Regions from separate parts of the Mus musculus genome. Here regions 2, 3 and 4 are each linked to region 1. The links are chromatin loops, found by intact Hi-C in ENCODE. Cell type or tissue: left cerebral cortex. All regions are shown on one strand.

What was found. Peaks named below come from ENCODE experiments on the same cell type or tissue, not always from the same donor. Only the 100,000 strongest peaks of a DNase experiment are listed, where the experiment ranks them.
Region 2: a loop joins it to region 1, with 4 times the contacts of the local background. A loop is called at or near these places in 11 of 42 quality-filtered maps.
Region 3: it touches region 1 in a loop (4-fold over the local background); 9 of 42 quality-filtered maps call a loop at or near these places.
Region 4: a loop joins it to region 1, with 3 times the contacts of the local background. A loop is called at or near these places in 10 of 42 quality-filtered maps.

Annotation. Positions count from the first base shown.
Region 1 is chr1:126,736,046-126,741,045 of GRCm38, forward strand. All of the region lies in intron 1 of Nckap5 (NCK-associated protein 5), which reads right to left. Among named protein-coding and RNA genes, the nearest start is that of Nckap5, 92 kb to the right of the region's middle. In left cerebral cortex, no CTCF peak of the experiment used is centred here; a DNase peak (open chromatin) is centred at 2,039; H3K4me3 peaks cover 1,178 bases; H3K27ac peaks cover 1,131 bases.
Region 2 is chr1:126,828,053-126,833,052 of GRCm38, forward strand. Nckap5 (NCK-associated protein 5) reads right to left here and starts at 2,580. Exons shown (of 17, transcript NM_001081756.1): 1 at 2,265-2,580. In left cerebral cortex, no CTCF peak of the experiment used is centred here; DNase peaks (open chromatin) are centred at 2,077, 2,485 and 2,735; H3K4me3 peaks cover 1,070 bases.
Region 3 is chr1:126,815,300-126,820,299 of GRCm38, forward strand. All of the region lies in intron 1 of Nckap5 (NCK-associated protein 5), which reads right to left. Among named protein-coding and RNA genes, the nearest start is that of Nckap5, 13 kb to the right of the region's middle. In left cerebral cortex, no CTCF peak of the experiment used is centred here; no DNase peak of the experiment used is centred here.
Region 4 is chr1:126,927,950-126,932,949 of GRCm38, forward strand. No RefSeq gene overlaps it. Among named protein-coding and RNA genes, the nearest start is that of Gm41945, 94 kb to the right of the region's middle. In left cerebral cortex, CTCF peaks have their summits at 1,909 (motif pointing right) and 3,994; DNase peaks (open chromatin) are centred at 1,923, 2,825, 3,502 and 3,980.

The DNA.
Region 1 (5,000 bases):
AGAGCCCCGTTCCTCCAAGAAGGCACGGGTACCGTACACCTGTGGATCTTGTTTCTGTTCTAATTGTCAAGAACTTGAAAAGTGACATGCTAGTATGCATGCCAGACTAAGTGTGGGATTCAGATTCTAGTACATTCTCCAGCAGAGCTCTGTTGGAGGCCTTTGGGCAAGTGATTTCTTATGCCACAGTTTTCTTCTGGAGCTGAATGTAGTTTGGTTGGTAGAGTAGTTGCCTAGCATTCAGGAAGCTCTGGTTCAATCTCCTGTACCTCATAAGTCTAGCCTGATGGTACATGTCTACAATTTGAGGGTGGAGGGGGTGAAGGTAGAAGGATCAGAAATTCAAGGCCAGCCTTGGCTACATGTGGTGTTCAAGGCTATATGAAACCTAGCCTCATTAAGGGGAGAAGATCAGGTATTGAACAATGTTTAGTAGCAGATTCTTTGATGTAAACACAGTTCTACAAAGAATACAGGGTCATAATACATACAAGCTGAGCATGGTCTGATGGAGAACCTGGGAGCTGCTAAGAAGGCAGGAGGTGGGTAGGATTCCATAGAAAACAGCCAAAGATTGCTAAGACCTTTCCCTATTGACTGCCCAGAGGAAAGACATGAAGGCTGTCACTTCACAGGCTCCTGGGGGTGCTGACAGAGCACCTGAATTCAGGAGAAAGTCAGTCTCACAGAATGAGTCATGGGGTTCTCCTGCAGGAGCTAACAAGCCAAGAGCCACTTCTTGCCAGTCAGTCCTGAGCTGTCAGGGGCGGAGGGTGGAGGGCATCAGTCAGCTGAGATTTGCTAGGAGCAAGAGTCTGAGCTGCAAGTACAGAGCAGGAAACCCCTGCGAGGCAAGTTCACAGGACACCTAAGCAGAACTTCCAGGCGAGATTGGTTACTGAGCTGTGTGCCCCTTGCAGGCTGAGTTAGGAGGGAAACCCTGCCTGGATTGGCAGCATCCTATACACTCTCTCTGCTGAAACCCCAGAGAATGTCTGAAAAGTTTAAAGAGCTTTGAGGAGAAAGAAAGATGAGGCAAAGATACTGCCACGGACAGTGGTGTCCAAGTTATACTTTGACAGTGGGACATGAACTGGGCATGCTCACTCAGTGAGTCCATCAGAGCACCCACCGTTTCTCCATGGAACACTAGGGGAAGGGGCCAGGATAGCCAGAAATGAGTTCCAGAGTAGTTTCCAGTACTGAGGTGGTGGAAAATGAATGAAGTGGGGGGGAAGGGGAACAAGGAGAAACAGAAGAGAAAGGGAGAAAAAAGAAGGCAGGGAAAAAAAAGAAGAGGAAAGAAAAGTTGCCAGAGGAGAGAGAGAGAGAGAGAGAGAGAGAGGAGACTATTACTAAGGGGAAGTTACAGTTGCATGGGATGAACTGAAAACCAGCATGCTCACATTAAAATCTATAACCCACAAAAAGAGTCCTAGAGGAAGCAGGTGTCTCTCTCCAAGAACACACTTACATTCAGTTTTTTAAAGTCTTAGAATTTCCTTCCAACCTTCCAAGGTCGACCTAACTATTTTGCTGGCATTTGTTTTAAAACAGAAAACAGCAAACCGCCCACTACCCACCCACTGCAAAAGCGGAGGATTAGTTTAGGAGCAGGGGTAGTTTAGGAGCAGGGGTACCGGCTTCTGAATTCCCAGTCCTGTTAGCAGCTAGCTTCCTTCCCCACCAAACCCTGAGTTGAGAGGGCTATAATTACTCTGAACAAATGCATACTTGTGGCTTCAAGAGAGCCTGCAGTAATACATAAACAGCATCTCCTTTTAAACGGAAAGCAAGCGAGAAACATCAGAGGGAAAGGGTTACAAGATCTTTGCTTTGTTTGTTTTGTTTTGTTTTGCTTGTTTGTTTTTGTTAAATCCCAGGAGTCTTACTTGGAGTGAGTTCTTTCCTTTGGTGAATGGAAATCACAAGGTCCCGGAGCCAGGAACTGCAAAGCTCCCACAGTTTCTCTCCAGCGCTGTGCTCCTGCCGATCCTGGTTACTTGCGAAGCATTCAAAAACACACTTGGAAGAAGGAGTCTGGGTTTTCTTGAAGATCTGCCACACGGAGCCAGCGGTCCAGCCTGGGATCCAGGGCGAGTTTGCAGAGACCTGGAAGCCGCGGGCTGCGGCTCTGTGGTTGCTGCGAGCTTGTAAATACAGGCGCTGTGGACAAAGTCCCAGATGACATCACTGGGAGCTGCTTACTGTTGAGTCTTTATTAACTGACTGTCAAAAAGAAAGGAGGGGGTGGGGAGGCAAAAGGATCTCTTCTGCAATGAATCTGTCGTCTGGGAACGGATTCCAGTGATGCGTGCATGGAGTGACCCCCATGGAGTCAAGTTGGCCCAGCGTGGCTTTTCTCTGCTCTGAAAAAGTGAGAGGATCCTCTCTCCAGCGGATGACACTGAATAGGCTGCAGAAACAGGCGCTTGGGGACAGTTTGAGGCACTAGGCAAGGCGGCCACCTGCTCCACCTCTGCGGCCGCTGGTTGATTCACAAGTACGCGGGGATTAGCCACATCTAGAGTTTCTTTGCAACTCTTACCTTGAGCTCCGTACCTGGTTTCAGGCAGAGTGTCTTGATTTGCAACTTTCTATGATAAACTCTGAGACGAAAGTTTCCCAACTTGGAATTTTAAAAGGAAGGGCCCTCAGAAATCTGAAGGCAAAATTCTGTATGCGTTTGCAAAAACAAAACAAAAACAAAAACAAAACCCCCAAAAACGCAATTTGTTTTTGTTTCCTGGGCAGAATGCTGGAAGGGTTTCTGTGATTATCGATCTTGTAATGGGAAGTGAATGCGTATTTTCACTATCATAAATAAAATACAGTTTTAAAAGCTAAATATAACACAATTAAAGCTCAACATTTAAATGAAATTTAAAAGTAATATAAAGAAAATAAAGTTTAAAGGTCAAATAAAACAAAAAGTAAAGTGGGTCAGCAAGGTAGCTCAGCACGGGAGGAAGGGCACTTGCCCCTCAAGCCTGGCGACTTCTGACTCTACAAAATTGTCCTCTGAGGGTGGTGACATGTTCACTCCTGCACGTGAGTGCATGCACACATGTGCCTGCATGCAAGCACACTCACACACACACACACACACACACACACACAACTTTATGCAGTAAGATAGAAATAAAATGAAGTTGAATAGTGGTCACATGTCACAACAAACCTGTAAATTCCACTCCCTTTCAACCATCAAAATAAAAGTGAGGCTTCCCTGCCCTGTGTTTCCCCCTCCCGTCTACCTCTTCCCTCAGCTGGTTCTTAGGACTTTTGTAGTTGCTTTATGCCACCCCCAGCCTCCACCTAGAGATAGAGTCCCTTCCATGAAGCCTGAGTGCCCAGCCTCCCTCCCTCCCTCCCTTGGCCTGTTGCAATGAGGCTTGCTATTTATATGTATTGGATGCTTTTAATACACTGACTTGTATTTTTAGGGTTTTTTTTTCCATCTGCATGCGTGTCTCCCCAGCCCACTTTGAAAGTCATTAAGAGCAGCAGTTGTCTGGTAAGTGCTGTTTATTTGTTTATGTCCGGGTCACGGCTATAGGGAATCCTGGACAGAATGCAGAGGGGAGGTCCCTAAGGGTGGAGACAGGAAGGAGGGCAGCAGATCCCTGGGGCTGGGGGTCTATGTTTAGACTGAGCAGTCTCCCTGCCTTGGAAAACAATGATTCACATCTAGCTCTCTGCTTCCAGCCATGCTCATCATACTTCTGAAAATTATTTTCTCCAAGAATAGCAACTGACTATTGATTTGATATGATCTCGAGACCCTCAAATACGCCACTTTGATATAACAACCAACAATAACATGTTTCATCTGTCTCTAGTGGATTTTTAATACTATGTTAGCAGGTAAAATTACCTACAAAGAGCTGGGATATAGTTCAGTTGGTAGAGCGCTTACCTCATATGCATGTAGTGCTGGTCTTGATCTCCAGCACTTCAAACTAGTCTACTGGTGAACGTCCATGATTCTAGTCCTTTGGAAGTAGAGGCACGGGACTCAGAAGTCCAAGTTCATGTCTCTGGCTACTTAGTGAGTTGAGGCCTGTCTGGACTATATTGCACCTCATTACCAAGTTAATTAATTAATTAAATTGTAAAACAGTTTAAAAAGAACATAAACTCGTGAAACCACCAATGCTACTTTTCCATAGTGAACCTTTAAATATGCTCACAAAGTAAAGTACGATGTGAACATAAGCATGTTCTCTGCGTTGTCATTTGCAGCCTGATGAGATAGAAATAGGTTGTGTGATCAAGAATGGGGGAAGAAACAAACTAAGGAAACTGTGCTCCAGGGGCAGAGGCCGCTGATGCTGGGGAGTGAGCATGGAAGAGAGCAGCAGAGAATTTGGTACCAGACTCAAGGAACAATGCCCATTGTTAGCAATGGATACTCGCTCGTGGGAAGTGAAGGAGGAGAATTTTCACTCCTATGTGTATAGTGTGACCTCCTCCACCCGATGATCATTTCCATTTGTGTCGTTATGAAGGATTTTTTTTATGTCATTATAACCTCTTCTTATTTTAGCGTTTGAGATGGTAATATAAAATCTCAAGGGCTGAAGAGAGATCAACAGGTAACAATGTTTGCCACCAAGCTCCCGACAACCTAAACTCCATCTCCAGGATTGACATAGTTAAAAGCATGAGAACTGACTCTGGCAAGTTGTCCTCTGATCTCCACACATGGGCCCTAGTATGAGTGTGTGCATGTACATACATGTGCACATGCATTCATGCACACACACAATTCAACCACCAACCAACCAATTAATCAATCAATCAATAAATCAATCAATAAATAAGAGTAAAAAACTTTTAACTATGGTACAATTTCTAGACTGCATCTCAAGATAACTTTGCTGTTTCTTTACCAAGTGTCTGACATTCAGATGATCAGTAAAGACTGGACAGGCAGACCGGGGAAGAGGTTTTGTGGGTCAAAACTCTTGACGTGGAACTGTGAAGACCCGAGTTTG
Region 2 (5,000 bases), 92 kb after region 1:
GGGGGCTAGAGCAGTGGCCCAGTGACTTAGAACACTAGTAGCTAAGAACTCACTTTTGTAGATGGCCCAGATTCTATTCCCAGCACCCACAACGATCCAACTCCAGTTCCAGGGGATCTGAAGCCTTCTTCTGACCTCTGTTGGCCCTGGCATATATGTGGTGCACATACTACATGCAGACAAAACAGGGTTATATACATAAAAATAAATAGAATCTCTTTTTCTAAAGTGGGTGTGAGCCGGGTAGTGGTGGTGCACACCTTTAATCCAAGCACTCGGGGGCAGAGGGAGCAGAGGCAGGCAGATCTCTAAGTCCAAGGCCAGCCTTGTCTATAGAGTGAGTTCCCGGATAACAGAGAAACCGTGTCAAAAAAAAAAAAAAAAAGATATGTGTTTTTGGGAGGAGAGACAGGGCATAAGGGTGAATCTGAAAGGATCCTAAGAGAGGGAGCAGGGGTTCACTCTATGCCTGTATGGGGTACTCAATAAATAATACAAGTATTATTTTTTTAAAAAAAAGATGTACCTGCATATGGAATATATGTCTAAAGTCAGAGTCTCCCAGGAATATATGGCTTTCTCCCCACCTTCCAGGAACCAGCATGGTACCCCTCATTCTGCTCTGGTGAGTAACTCAGAGTCTGGAGAAGCCATTCACTCTCAGGGACCTGCCAACTGAGCCGTAGATTACCTTACCATTCTATTGCCCAAGGTCTTTCTTCCCATGATTCAACACAAAGTTGCATTTGGGTCCATATGGACTTCTGTGTGTGTTTGTTGGGGGTGGAGGGTGGAATCATTGTATGGGACAGGCACAGGTCACACGAAGCCGTGTTTTCCCTCCAAGTTCTGGCACTGCCACAGGCAGGGAAAGTATCTGTGTTCACGAATGTCTCCATTCACCTCTATCATAAACAGAGCTCTATGTGTACATATAGCAAAGTCACTGCCTGCCCACAGGAAACCCAGAGTCCTTTGTTCATGAGAGGATGGACTCTCTCCACTGGGTCCATTCAATGGGTAGAGAGCTGAGTCAGGTTTTTCCCTGAAACTTCTTCTATTCAGTATTTCCTTCATTGACTTTCGCCACTCTTAATGGGTAAAACTTTGCTGTTGCAAGATCCCTTAAAATACCCCTCCTGGGGCCAACCGCTGTTTATCTTGGCAGCAGGTAGCTCCAAAAAATTTGGAAAGTCTCTACTTGGCATGGGCTCTGAGCTACTGGCACGTTAGAGATTAATAAAGCACATTTAGCAGCGCTCAGGTCTCTGCAACACAATCCCTCACCGTGAAACGTGCGAGATTCTTTGTTCACGGCGAACAAAGTCAAAGCCAGAATGAGCCAACCATGACAACCAGAGATAGGAAACAGTCAAGATCCTTGAACATCTTTCATCTGGCAACTGGTGGGTAGGAATTGATGCCCAGTGCTCAATTATACATCTGCTTGGTGTTCTCAGCTGTATGAACTGGGCAGGAGCTTGGGACCCCTGAGCTGGGAGCTGACTGAACAGCAGCGCCAAGATATCAGGGCTGTACCTGTTTCCTTGAAGCCCAAGAAAAGCTTGAACTGAAAGCCCGTGAAGGAACAACTCCAGAAGCAGAAAAAAGAATCAAGATTTACCAAGACATTTCCAAACATTTTGGCTTTTCTTTAGGAAAGCAAAATGCTTAGGTTTGTTTGGATATTAGCGAGGGAGGGAGGGAGGGAGGGAGGGAGGGAGGGAGGGAGGGAGGGAGGGAGGGAGGGAGGGGGAGAGAGAGAGAGAGAGAGAGAGAGAGAGAGAGAGAGAGAGAGAGAGAGAGAGAGAGAGAGAGAGAGAGAGAGAACCAAGTAAACTTTGCTCGATTGTACAGGTGTGGCGCTGGTACCACAGGAAGGAGACAACAGCGACAAGAAATGGGAACTAAAACTCAAACAGGCATTAGACAGCAATTACAGGTTCCGAGGAGGAAGCAATTCACTGTGAAACCCCACACACCTGGATTCTCGCAAAGCAAGCACCGGAAGAAAATAGCAGGGAGCCACACGCGCAAAGGCACCATGGTGAGTGCCAACGCAGCCTGCACGTGCTGAGCGATGCCTGGATGTATTTACACTGAGTGGCTCCTCCTCGGAGTCCTCCAGAAAAATCACGCAGACCTGCAAATCAGAAGTCCAGACCACTGCACTGCTCCTGCTGAGCACAGTAACCTTAATTCTCCACATCAAAGTCCACACGCAGTGGGACAAAAAGCGAAGCAAAGAAAAGTTCTATCCTTACCTAAAAGGCATAGCAGACAGGCCAGCTGGTTGCTCCGCCACCGTTAGCCTGCTCCGGGGTTCTGTCTCATTCCATCCAAAGTCCTAGTGCTACCCAGGAGGGCTCCTGGGGGGTTCTCGGATCTTCCTGTAGGAGTTTTTGATCACTGGCTTGCTTAACAAACACGCCTGTGTTCTGCGGGCGTTTGAATGCAGTACCACACCGGGCACCGAGCCAACACTCAGCTTCCACAGGCAACAAGAGAGAGGAAAAACTCACACCCTCCCAAGCAGGCTTCCCTCCTTGGTGTCTTTTAAGGTGGGGATCCAGGTGTCATCTCTGGTTGGAGGGTAGCGTGAGAGGTAGCTAGCTCCCTTTTCTGACTTCTCCGCTGCCTCGTGGGAGCCCCAAAGTTTGTTTTTCTATCTCACTGCCCCGAAGTTCTCCTCGTGATCGGGATCGCCCGGCTTGCCTTTCCACCAGCTGCACTTTAAATGTATTTTAATTGGCTGGAATGTCGAAAGAATCTATTTGGCAGTCGTTTACATGGGACGCACGCCCAGGGCAGCTGAAAAGAGGCCCCAGAAGCGGACGATTACTTCATCAAAAGCGGCAGTTTGAATAGCACTGACTCCTACTGAACTACAAGGAACGGAGTTCTATAGCCAAGATGGAATAATTAATAATTTGTGGAGAAAATTCTTCATTCATCTAAAAAAAGCCAAAACGAAGGGGGCGGGAATCCCTGCAGGTAGGGGAGTACTTTCTGAAAGGGGTGACTTATTACGGCCCCTGTTCTGCTCTCTACAAACATTGATTTTGTACAGCCTTACAGGAGGGACATATGCATAATTTGGTTTTCCTGAAAAGCTAAATCAAGTAATTTTCACTTTCAAAGAGCCCCTGAGATGCATAGCACTTTTCCACCCTCATTCATTAGCCAGAACCCACACTAGATATTTTCCCGAGTGAAAGACAGTTATTCAAGTTCTTTCTTTCTTGGTGACCTCTCAGCTAGATCCAGCTTCAAATAAATTCTCCGTGAATCCAAATAGATAATCATCAGCGCACAGTGTTTATAAGCCTGATTAGAATTTAAAATATTACAAGTGAAGAAGAGTCTAGGAGATCGCTTGGATGGGTCAGACCATTTGCTAGGCAAGCAATAGGACCTGGGTTCAAATCCTTAGAAGACACATAAAAAGCCGTGTGTGGTTCTGTACACCTCTAATCTCAGTAGGAGGGTAGCTGGGGCTTGCTGGCTGCCCCATGTCACGAGATGAAAGCAGAAAGAGGTACAGGAGAGCTCCCAGCTTCCTTCTCTGGCCTCTGCATATATATATGCATATATATATGGGCATGCATATACTCACACAAGTGCGAGTGTGAACTCTCTCTCACATATACATACAAAAAATGTTACTCAAAAAAATGATAGCTTAGGCAGATTATGACATTAAACAGTAGATAACAAACACTTATGCATAAATGTCTCAAAAAATAGAATAACAAAGCAAACCATAAGTCAGATAAAACAAGAGATAAATGGAAGAGCCTTCACATTTTTTCTAGACTGCTGATTTTCCAGGAGGCTGATTTATTGGTATATCTCAAGTGGGCTTACAGATTAAAAAATCCCAGGCTTTCTGGGTTGCCCTAATGACCTCCCTCCTTCAGAGCACCTGCCTTTAGTGGGGTACCTAGAACGAGGCAAGCACCCCAAGTATTCTTCTCCAATGGAAAATGTGAGCCAGGAAACACTGACACATACATTCATTACTCTGCCTTTCCTTCATGTTAATAAAACTGTCTGTGGTTCTCAACAAGACGGAACATGAGGAAGGGTGATGTATGTGTGCATCGTTCAGGACGATTTGTTGAACTGCTCAGAGGCAAAACCCAGCACACGGGGAAGTTAAAGAGAAGGCTGAAAGAGAGGACTGGGCCAGCCTCATGGATATGCAATCTTCATAGCCCTGTAGAGCCCTGTTCCCTGCAAGGGCTTGTGTGTGTGTTAATGTGCTCTCTTTTAACATCATTCTTATATCACATTTATTTGTTCATATTGTGTGTACACGTAGAGGTCGGAAGACAACTTGAGGATGCCAGTTCCCTCCTCCCACTGTGTGGGTCCCAGGATCAGATTCATCAGGCTCGGCAAGGGCTTTTACCTGATGACCCGTCTCCCAGGCTCTTCTCCTGTCATTCTTGTCTCCTTAACTGAACAAGGGGCCCTGTGATTTCACTTTGCTTTGGGACTGGAAGACAGGCAGCAACACCTGAGAGAAACAGTAGCCATCTATGAGGTTAAACACAGGATTGCTATTTTAAAACATAGGGAAGAGCCAACAACATCGTGCATGACAAGTGCTTACCATACCTTTGCCTTACTCAATGCATTGCTGCTAGGTGGGCAGAGGTCTAAGATGGAGAATGCCACCCCATCCCCGCAGTCATTGGTAAGATGGTGATCTATGTGTTGTATGCAGTTTACCCTGGTGGGATGCATCACTGCACTGCATCTGGTAGGTTCGGAGAGTCTTTGTCCCCATACAGTCAGCTCCCACTTAGTTATTCTATGGGCAGAAAGATCCACTGCATAACTAGCCACCTTCTTTTTCCAAATTAACTTAAAGTTAACTGTGGTTAACTTTGCCAAACCCAAACACACCACTGGCCCACCACTGTGAATTCCAATAACTCTCAAGCTCTTCAGAGAGCAGGAACCCCTGGAGTGCTCTCCAAGACCTGAAGCCT
Region 3 (5,000 bases), 79 kb after region 1:
TCAGGTTGAATATTAATGCTTATAACTTTCAAAGGCTTTAATGTATGGTCTTCTCCTTGTTCAATCACAGAATGTATCGTAACAGGACTGGAAATCATACTGAAAGGTGGACTGTAGAGCTCTGCTATGGATCAACATTGGAGCCAATCTAAGTTTCGATCCTGGCTCACCCTGCTGATCTCTCTGGCCTTGTATGGGCCATTTAAAGTTCTGACTTTCAGCTGCCTCTTCTGCTAACTGACATGATATAGAGATTCAAGAAGTATTCACAGCATCTACCAACCAAAAAGCAGAAATGCAGTGGCTACTGTTATGTTACCACACTGGAGGTGTACTATGGGAAACCTGCTTCAATAACACATGTAGCACATTGCTAGTGCTGTGTAAGGCAGGTATGGTAGACTAGACCCATAGCACCTGAGAAGTGGAAGCAGAAGGATCAGAAGGTCAAGATTGTCCTCGGCTCTTCAGTGACTTTGAGACCAGCCTAGGTATATGAGACCCTGCCTCAAACAAAACAAAAGTCTCATGCAGCAAGACTACAAAATGAAAAGGAGGAGACTTTCCTAGTGTGCTGGAGAGAGAAAACTACCAAGCCCTAAAATATCATTTAAAAACAAACAACCCATAAAGTCGCACAGTTCTCTCTTTGGACACACTCCTATGTCAGAGTTTCCTCTTTCAGGCAGAGATAACATGTATAGACCCTTGTCTTAATGGAGCAAAGGCTTATTATTAACCAACAATGTACCGAGTATAGGAGTCCCACTGTCAGCTGGACTCTTAAAGAAAAGAATTGTATTGAAAACTTCACAATTAGAGATATCCTTCCTTGGATTAGGATCCTAAGAAAGATGCTTCCCCCACCCGCTTCTCCCATCGCCACCTTCACCATCACAAAGCAACTCTGTTTGCCTAGACATGGCACAACGCAAGGCATTGTGGCCCTTGCCATCCCCCTTCTCCCTCTATGACCTACAATAAGTAGCAGCAAGGTTGTTGCCCCAGGGTTGTATGTATGCTATTGGGGAGTGGGAGGAGGTGGATGGTGACACACATTGGCCAGCCATTAACTGCATTAGTTATTTTTTGTCGTTGTTATGACGACAATACCTGACAAAAACAACGTAGGGAAGATGCCCCCACCCCGCCCCACCCCCTGGCTCACAGATTGAGGTAAGAGTCTCTTACATGGAGTATGAGACAGCCAGTCATGTTGCTCTGGCTGTCAGGAAGCAGCAAGAAATGAATGCTGTGCTCAGCTCACTCTCTGTCTCATCTACTTCAGGATCTCAGCCCATGGGATGGTCCTGCCCCTATTGAAGGTGGATCTTTTCATTCAACTCACTTAGCCGATGCAGAAACTTCCTCACATAGACACACCCAGAGGTTAGCCTATTAAGTGATTCTAGATCATGTCAAACTGATAATCAAAGCAAACTCTTAACCTAACATGTCATGTTGATTATCTGTGGCTGGCATGATGGCTCAGTGGTTAAGAAAGCCTACTAGTCTTCCACAGAACCTTTCTTCAGTTCCTAGAATCCACACTCGGCAGCTCACAACCACCTGTAACTCCAGTTCCAGGGGATTTGACTCTCTTGTGGATCCTATAGGAACCTGCCAACATGTGGTGCACATATACACACTCAGACACACATGTACAAAACAAAAACAAATAAGAAATCGAGAGGAAACATAGTGGATTTTTTCATTCAGTGAAAGATACTGAGCAAAGCCCCATAGCCTCCCACCATTGCAAACAGTTAGCAATACGGTAAGCGTGCTCCTTCACTTGCACCAACTAGAGCCATCTCTCCTCCAGCCCCTTAGGGAAATAGCATGTACTTTTCAAATACAAATGATGGAAACCCACATAGTCAGAAACCTCAAGACATATTACAGCCAGTGGATCCACACATGAGAACCAAAGGCAGGGCTCAACAAACTGATGCTCTCTCTGTCTCTTTCTGTGTGTTTTAATTATATACACCAATCGATGGTATATGGCAGCATGCTAAAGAAAGAGCTTTTTCATATATGTTATACATTTTGCCTATCCTCTGTCCCTTAGTCGCTTTCGTTCCTCTAGACAGTTTTGCTTCCCTTTTTCTGTTTGTATGAAATCCAGAACCCTATTCTCTGCCCCCAAATGGGCAGTGCAGTGAGACTTTTGCTGTGTACAGCAACCTGGGTGCTCTGTAAGCCAGGGAAAGTGGGAGGGAGCTGGCTGAAGGAGCACACAGCACTGAGTCAGAGCTCAACTATTTGGGAGATTCCATCCATCCCTCTGGAGGTTAGTAACTCAGAAAAGACAACCGGTTCTGGCCTCTGGTGATAAACAAGGGAAAGAACCCAAAACTCCATGGGATCTTGATGGATAAGACGAGCTCTAAGAAAAACTAATTTAAGCAGCTGGGAGGCTCCAGACAAAGGCAGTGTTGACAGATGTGTTGGGGCAAGGCTAATGACATGACCAGGCCAGGCTGCGCCTGGCATAACGGAGTCCATTGAGCTCCACCTACCCCACCCTTCATCTGAGTCAGCTTAAAGGCAAAGAGAGCAAGCCCCGCCCCTTCTGGGACATCCCCAGCCCGTGAGAAGGGAAACCGCACTTAAGGTTTGAAACCAGCAGTGCAGAACCCACACGTGGGAAGTGCAGAACTGATAGCCATCCCTGGGGCACCTCAGGCAATCATGTGCAATTTAAAAACACATGCTGTAAACCCATATTTAAGGTTCATCAGAAGCTGCGAAGTAGCTGCATATAAACCATGGTTTCTGAAAACTGGAGACTATAATCCCAGGAGACAGGGCATGTTGAATATTAAGAACACAAAAGATCAGATGAAGCCAATTTGGCTCTGAGTCACGAAGACAAAGCAAGCAATTGGAATAGCAGAGTGTGTGGTGAGCTTGCTGGCTGGAAATAGGCACCACCATCATCCACCTACCCTGATCTTTGTAGGGATTCCTCAATGGGTATGGCAGGGCACACGGCCCATCCCTCAGGCTTAGCCATACACTTCTATTTGTGAATCTGAACTCATCCACCTAGAGACCTGGGAACAGAAAGAGTCACACTTGGTATCTACAGCAGAACTCTGCAGTGGCTAGCATGCCCTGGGCTCTCTACACCTTTACTCAAAGACAGAAGCTATCCACACTGCTTCAGAGACTAGATCTGCTTCTCCCAGAAGTTGCTCATTCTCCCATCCCTGGAAGGACCACTTAGTAGTAAATATTGAGTTTCAAAGATAGGCCATTGCCAGGAGACTCCACGGTTTCTGCCATAATACAGCAACCGTCACAACAAGACCCATGCTTAGTCTCTGGCATAGGTTGGTCTTCACAAAGGGTATATTTAAAATAGAGTGTAAAGTTCTCAAAAAAAAGAAGTGCTGTTTGGGCGTGTGTTTGTTTTCCCGTAACCTGTATATGACAGGCAGCTCACAGCCTCAGTCATGGTGACTTGAGATGAGAAGGATGGCCTTGCCCTCCCAACCTTCCTACCAGCTTCTTGTCTGAATTTCATTTCTGTTGTGAATTTAGTGTGCGTACACATACATACGTGCAACTGTGCGCATGCACTCCTGCATGTGTGTGTGTGTGTGTGTGTGTATGTGTGTGTGTGTGTGTGTATGTGTGTGAACAGTGGTACACATGTGGAAGCTAGAAGACAATGTGCAGGAGCCATTACTCTCCTTCTATGAGGTGGGCCTAGGGGGTCAATCTCAGGTGAGGGCTATCACCTGCTCAGCCATCTCACTGGCATTAACCTGCATTTCTGACTAATCCTTATTTGTGAATAAATAATAGATGAATCAATAAATGAATTTCCTGTACAAATCAAAGATTCTTCCTATAACATTTTCCTATATCATTTTTGTTTCTAGTTTTTCTTTGTTGTTCTTATATCTTCTCCATGAAAGCAAGACAATGAGGCTCTCAATACCTGAGTGTATCCAGCTGTAGAAGGGATCCTATATATTTAATTTTTACTCCTCTTCATAGAACTTGTGGTGTTTCCCACTGTTTCTAGAAACATCACTATTAAGACTTTGTACATTAAAAAATATATATACACTCAAGTGTTCGAAATCAGAGTTGATGAAAAGAAGTCAAAGACCCTGAAGAATATATCATAACTTTCAGCTAAATGGTGTTTCCATGTGTGTATATATACATCTTTGCATATGCATGTGTGTGCATATGTGAGTGTATACGTGTGTGCATGCATGTTCCTGTATGGGTGTATGTGTATGTTTACATCCACATATAAGAGCATATATGAATTTGTATTTCTCTGTATATGCACATGTGCATGTATGTTGCACATGTGTGTATGTACATGTGAGTGTGTGCACATGTGTTATGCACCCTTTCTCCTTGTGGTAACCTTCCCTATGCAACAAGGGGGAGAGCACATCTCTGTCCGTTTCAAAGCAGCAATTGTACACACTGCTCTTCATCATGGAGACCTGCACCATGGCATACAGGCCTTTGAGTTCTCAGCACCTCTGTGTGGATTCCTCCTAGATAAAGAAAAGCTGAGCGGCTGTCTCTCTAAGCATCTATAGGCTTGTAAACATCCTAGTCTAGACAATAATTAAAGTCAGAAATGTAACTTAATTAAAGCATGTCTCTTTGGAGCCCTGGGGGCCATTCCTCGTGCTCGCTACAAGTAGTGTTTATACAGGCTGTTCTGGGGTGTGCTTGGGGATATCCTGTTAGGACAATCTCTTAAATTAAGTGTGAGAAAGGGCTATGAAGCGGGGAGGTCTGGCAGATTTAGGTGGGTGCAATAAAACAAAAGAAGATGCTTGTCTGAATACCCAAACACCATGGGATTGGTGATGGCTCTGTGGGCAAAGAGGCTACCGTACAAGCATGAGGGACTAAGTTTGGATCCTCACAATCAGTGTAAAAAAGCTGGGCACAGTGGTTTGTAGAGGCAAGAAGTTCCCTGTGTTTTGCTGGCCAGCCAGCAGGGCATTCTT
Region 4 (5,000 bases), 190 kb after region 1:
ACTCTTTACTGATTCTATTTTAGGCCCCAACATTACCCTGCTTTATTATTATTATTATTATTATTATTATTATTATTATTATTATTATGGTTTGTTGCATTTTGTGTGCATGTGTGTTCCTGCTTGTCTGCATGTGCACAATGGACACACATGCACCCTCAGAGTCCAGAAGAGGGTATTTGGGTCCTCTGCAAATGGAGTTAGAAATGATTGTGAGCTGCTCCAATGTGGGTTCTCAGAACTGAACCCTGATCCTCTGCAAAAGCAGCAAGGACCCTTAGCCACCGAGCCCTTTGCTCCAAACACCTACACCCTGCTTCTAGATTGCACGAATCTGTTAGTCTTTGGTAGCTGACCTCAGACTCTAGCACACACTTGATAACCCTTCCTTCTGTGGGGCAGGAGCCAAATCCCTCCCTGGCACTTCCTGCAAACGTGAGCACTTGACTCAGAGAAGGAAAACGGAAATCCACACAGACATGAGCAGCTGGCAACTGGCTTTTCTTTTTCCAAACCAGTGCCCTTGCCTTTAGAAACCCCGAAGAGCCTGCATGATTAAAAACTGGAATTAATTAGAATACTTAAAATCCAGCAGCAGTCACTTTCAAAGCAACAGCCGACGGTGCCTCCACCACCTCCAAGTATTCCCATGGGCACCTACAGCTTCAAGAGAGAGACCCCAAACAGCACCCAGGAGGCCGTTAAAACCCATCTGCAGCCCCGGGAACTGTAGCAAACATTAAGCAGAAATGGGCACAGTTGTTTGGCAATGAAAAACTGGAGGTCTTTAATAAGCACCCACATAAACCTTGTTTTAAATTTCACATTCATGCTTCTATCAACATTGGTTTGGTTAATTATCTCAATATCTAAAATGGGGAAAGGGTTTGGAAGGTGGCTCTGTGGGAACTGTTTGTGGCAGAAGCACATAGACCTGAGTTTGGATCCCTAGAACCTACTTAAAGCCAAGTGGAGTTGAGGATATCTGTAATCCCAGCATGACTGCATAGATATGAGAGGCAGAGAGGGAGAGGAGAGTCTCTAGAAGCCTTCAGGCCTAGACGGCCACTGACAGCAGTGGAGAAAGAGACCCTGTCTCAGACAAGTTAGAGGGTTCAGGTTGTCCTCTGACCTCCACATGCATGCCTTAGTTTATATGGACCCTGCCTACACAAACAGAATACACACGCACACACACACACACACACACACATGCACACACATACACATATGCACACATAAACATGTACACACACACACACATGCACGCACGGGGAAATAAATATATAGTAATAAGGTATTGGTATCCAGGGATCTTCAAATAGTTATTGCTCTACAGTAGAAGCAGATAGTCTCAAACAGCACCTGGTTCATAAATGCTTGATAAACTAGATTTGTAAAGTTATGATTGTAAATTCCATAAAAATGCATCTGATCCAGTACTGAAAGGTGGATTTCCCTGTGGCCGTGGGGAGACAACATTTAAATGGTGCTGTTGCTAATATCTGCCATAAAGAAGTGTGGTGATCAATATTAATTCTCAGCTTGAGACACTCCAGAGTAGCTGAAGATGCAAGCTCCATGCTGTCTGTGAAGGGATTATTTGATTCAATCAATCGAGATGAGAGGGCTCATGTTAAATATGGGTGGCACCATGCCATGAACTGAGGTCCTGGACCGAATTACAGAGAGAAGGAAAGCAGTGCAGGGGTGCTCATCTGCTGTATTTCCCGACTGGAAACAATGTGACCACCTGCCCTATGTTCCTGCTGCCATGCAGTCCTTCTGTAACAGACTGTACCCCTTAACACTGTGAGCCCCTGAACCTTCTAAAGCTGCCTTTGAACAAAGTGATGGCTACAGACAGGGTTCCTCTTCATGCACCTTTATGATCATACTGTCATTTCTATTCCAAAGACAGCCAGCAGAGGGCAGAGCTCTATGGTTTTGTAATTAGTTGAAAGGACCCTGTAATTCTCTGTTGGCTCCCATCTGATCTTCCGATTCCAGTGATGAGCATGTGTCAATATCTGGTCATCGATAGTGTGAAAACGCTAAATTGAAACCCTACAAAGGAGGATGTGGTGGAGAGAAAAGATGCTCTATCTTCTTTCTGAAGAAAAAAATTCCTATTTTAAAAGGTTTGTTTTGTTTTTATGTGCATGTGTATTCATATTCTCTCTCGCTCACTCTCTCTCTTGCTCTCTCTCTCTTCCCTTCTCTGTGTGCATAGGTACTCATGGAATTCAGAAGAGGGCATCAGATTGCCTCCAGCTGGGCTTACAGATATTTGTGAGCCACCTGACATGGATGCTGGGAACAGAACCCTAGTCCTTTGCAACAGTGGTACTCACTCTTAGCCAGCCCTAGAAAAATCTCTTTTCACAGTGAGTCCATGGATAACTAGCAACTCCTTTTAAGTTAGTGATCCTACATTCTAGGTACTCAGCTGCTACCATGAGAGGCTAGGCTGTCAGGTGAGACAAGAAAACTGTCCGCAAGATGAACAGTGCTCCCACTCCAGATGAACAGTGCTCCTACTCCAAAGCCATATCGACACCCCAAAGAAAAGATGGTTCTCTTCCACAGGTCAGATTCACGGCAGAATCTACCTACCTACAACATTGAGGAGGAAATACTATTGTCTCTGCTCTTCCCTTCATCGCCGCTGTGTGGAGGGACCACATCTCTCCCCACACCAAAGTTCCGCCAAATGTTATCTGCATAGGCATCACCAAAACCTGCCTTGGCTCTTTTTATGGAACTTGAAATCTTTTTAATTGAGACAACACCCAGCCGACCAGCCACGGGCTTGCTGCACTGGGCTTTAAGTTAGTTTGACGTTAGCCTCCTACGTGTTACCAAACGCCTGTGTGGGTGCTGCCTTCTGTCTCGTTTAACACTGCAAGATCTCAAGTGCAGGACATTCCAAACCCATCGGCCTTCTCGTTTCTCTGCTCCAAAGCGTCATTCATTCGGAGGCTCTCTTGCGTTTCATATTCATTCTTTTCTACTCCCCTCCCTCCTCAAATTTTCTCATTATAGTCTGACCCTTTAAGCACAGTGTTATCTGGTTATCATTGAAAATTGCAAAATCTATAGCATAAATATAAAAACAACGTGTATATCTTAACTGTGTATCTTATTTTTAAAACGTGTGCTAGCAGACATTAGTTGTATATCTCAATGTATTCAGTGTGTTCTTCTCCTAAAAGAACGTTCGTTCATTTAGTTATTGGAGGGGGGGCACACACATGCTTGGCTCTCAGATGGGGGTCAAACATAGCTTGGGAAAATCAGTTCTCTTTCCAGCACCTACGTAGGGTCTCGGGATTGGATTTAGATCCGTCAGTTCCTCTGGCTTGACAGCAAGCCCCCTTCCCCACTGAGCCATCTTCCCAGCCCCACGTCTATATGTAAAACCGTTTTAACAGATACGCTGCACTGTTTCACAGGCCACGGGTGCCCTTTCTGAGTTAAACCTCTGTATCCAAGAAGATAAAGCATCTGGACTTGTTCACTTCCTCTCAGCTATTTGGACATCCGCATAGTCCCGGAGATGTTACTCACCAGGTTTTTAAAATAAATAAAATAAATAAAATACTATTTCCATTTGCCCAGGTGGCAAGATTACATTTCAGGATTGAAAGACAGGAGAAAGGAGGAGGGGGGATTGCTGACACAACATCTGCACTCTCTCTCTCTCTCTCTCTCTTTTTTTTTTTTTTTTTTTTTTTTGGTGGAATTTCATCACATTTCTGCTTGCAGCCTAATCATCTTACTGGGAATTAAGAAAACACAGGAATGTTTAAATTGTGCCATGCACCCACAGCTCCTATAAGTCTCGAATTTAATCCTGGGAGGTAGCTTTTCACACCAAGAAATCCCAGGAAGAAACTTCCTTTCTGTGTGTTTTGTGAGCTATGCTCCAAAAACCCATGACCGCATGCCTAAAACTATGGATGCAGCGCCATCTAGCTGCAGCAGTGGGTGGAGCAGGAGCCCAGAATTAGTAGCTTCAACCCTGATCTGCAGCTCACCTAGACAAACAGAAGCAGCTCTGACAATTGCTCACACTGAAATGCCGCTGCTAAGGAGGGAGAGCCCAGAATTCAAGCTGAGCCTGAGATACAGAGCCAGACCTTACGTGACTAATGAAGAACGTGGCTCAGGAGATGGCACAGTTGGTGAAGTACCTGCTTTGCAAGCCTGAGAATCCAAATTCCATACCAGGAATGTCATACGAAAATATCAGGCATGATGGCATGTGCCTGTTATCCTAGAACTGGAGAAAAGGAAATAGGCATATCCAACCTAGCCTACTTGGTGAGCTCCAAGCCAAACAACAAGAGATCCTGTCTCATAACAGCAAGGTGAATGGTACTTGAGAAATAGCTCGGATTGACCTCTGACTTCCACATGCACATGCTTACATGTGCAACAGAAAGGGGGAGAGGGGGAGGGAGAGAGGGAGAGAGGGAGAGAGGGAGAGAGGGAGAGAGGGAGAGAGGGAGAGAGGGGAGAGGGAGAGAGGGAGAGAGGGAGAGAGGGGGAGAGGGGGAGAGAGGGGAGAGAGGGAGAGAGGGAGAGAGAGAGAGAGAGAGAGAGAGAGAGAGAGAGAGAGAGAGAGAGAGAGAGAGAGGAGAGAAGCCCACTTTGCAGAAACACTGTGAAGTCTGGCATCATCAGAAGAAGAGCCAGGACATAAAAGCACAGCCCCTTGCTAGCATCACTCCCCCCCACTAGCTGGCTGTGGCTTCTCATACTGTCCTGAGCTCAGAGTCCCTCAAGGAGATTCAGGATGATAACTGTCATGCATTCAGTAGACTGTCGGCTGCACTCACTGCCTAATAAAACAGTCATATGCTTGAGGATATGGGGGAGGGGCTTGGTACCACTGTGGAGAGCTGAAGTCTAGGGAGCCTTGGCATGGGTCTGATCTGTGCCCACGGCATGGGCACAATCCACTCTCTTTTTTTATTTGAGCTTTTGATCAAATG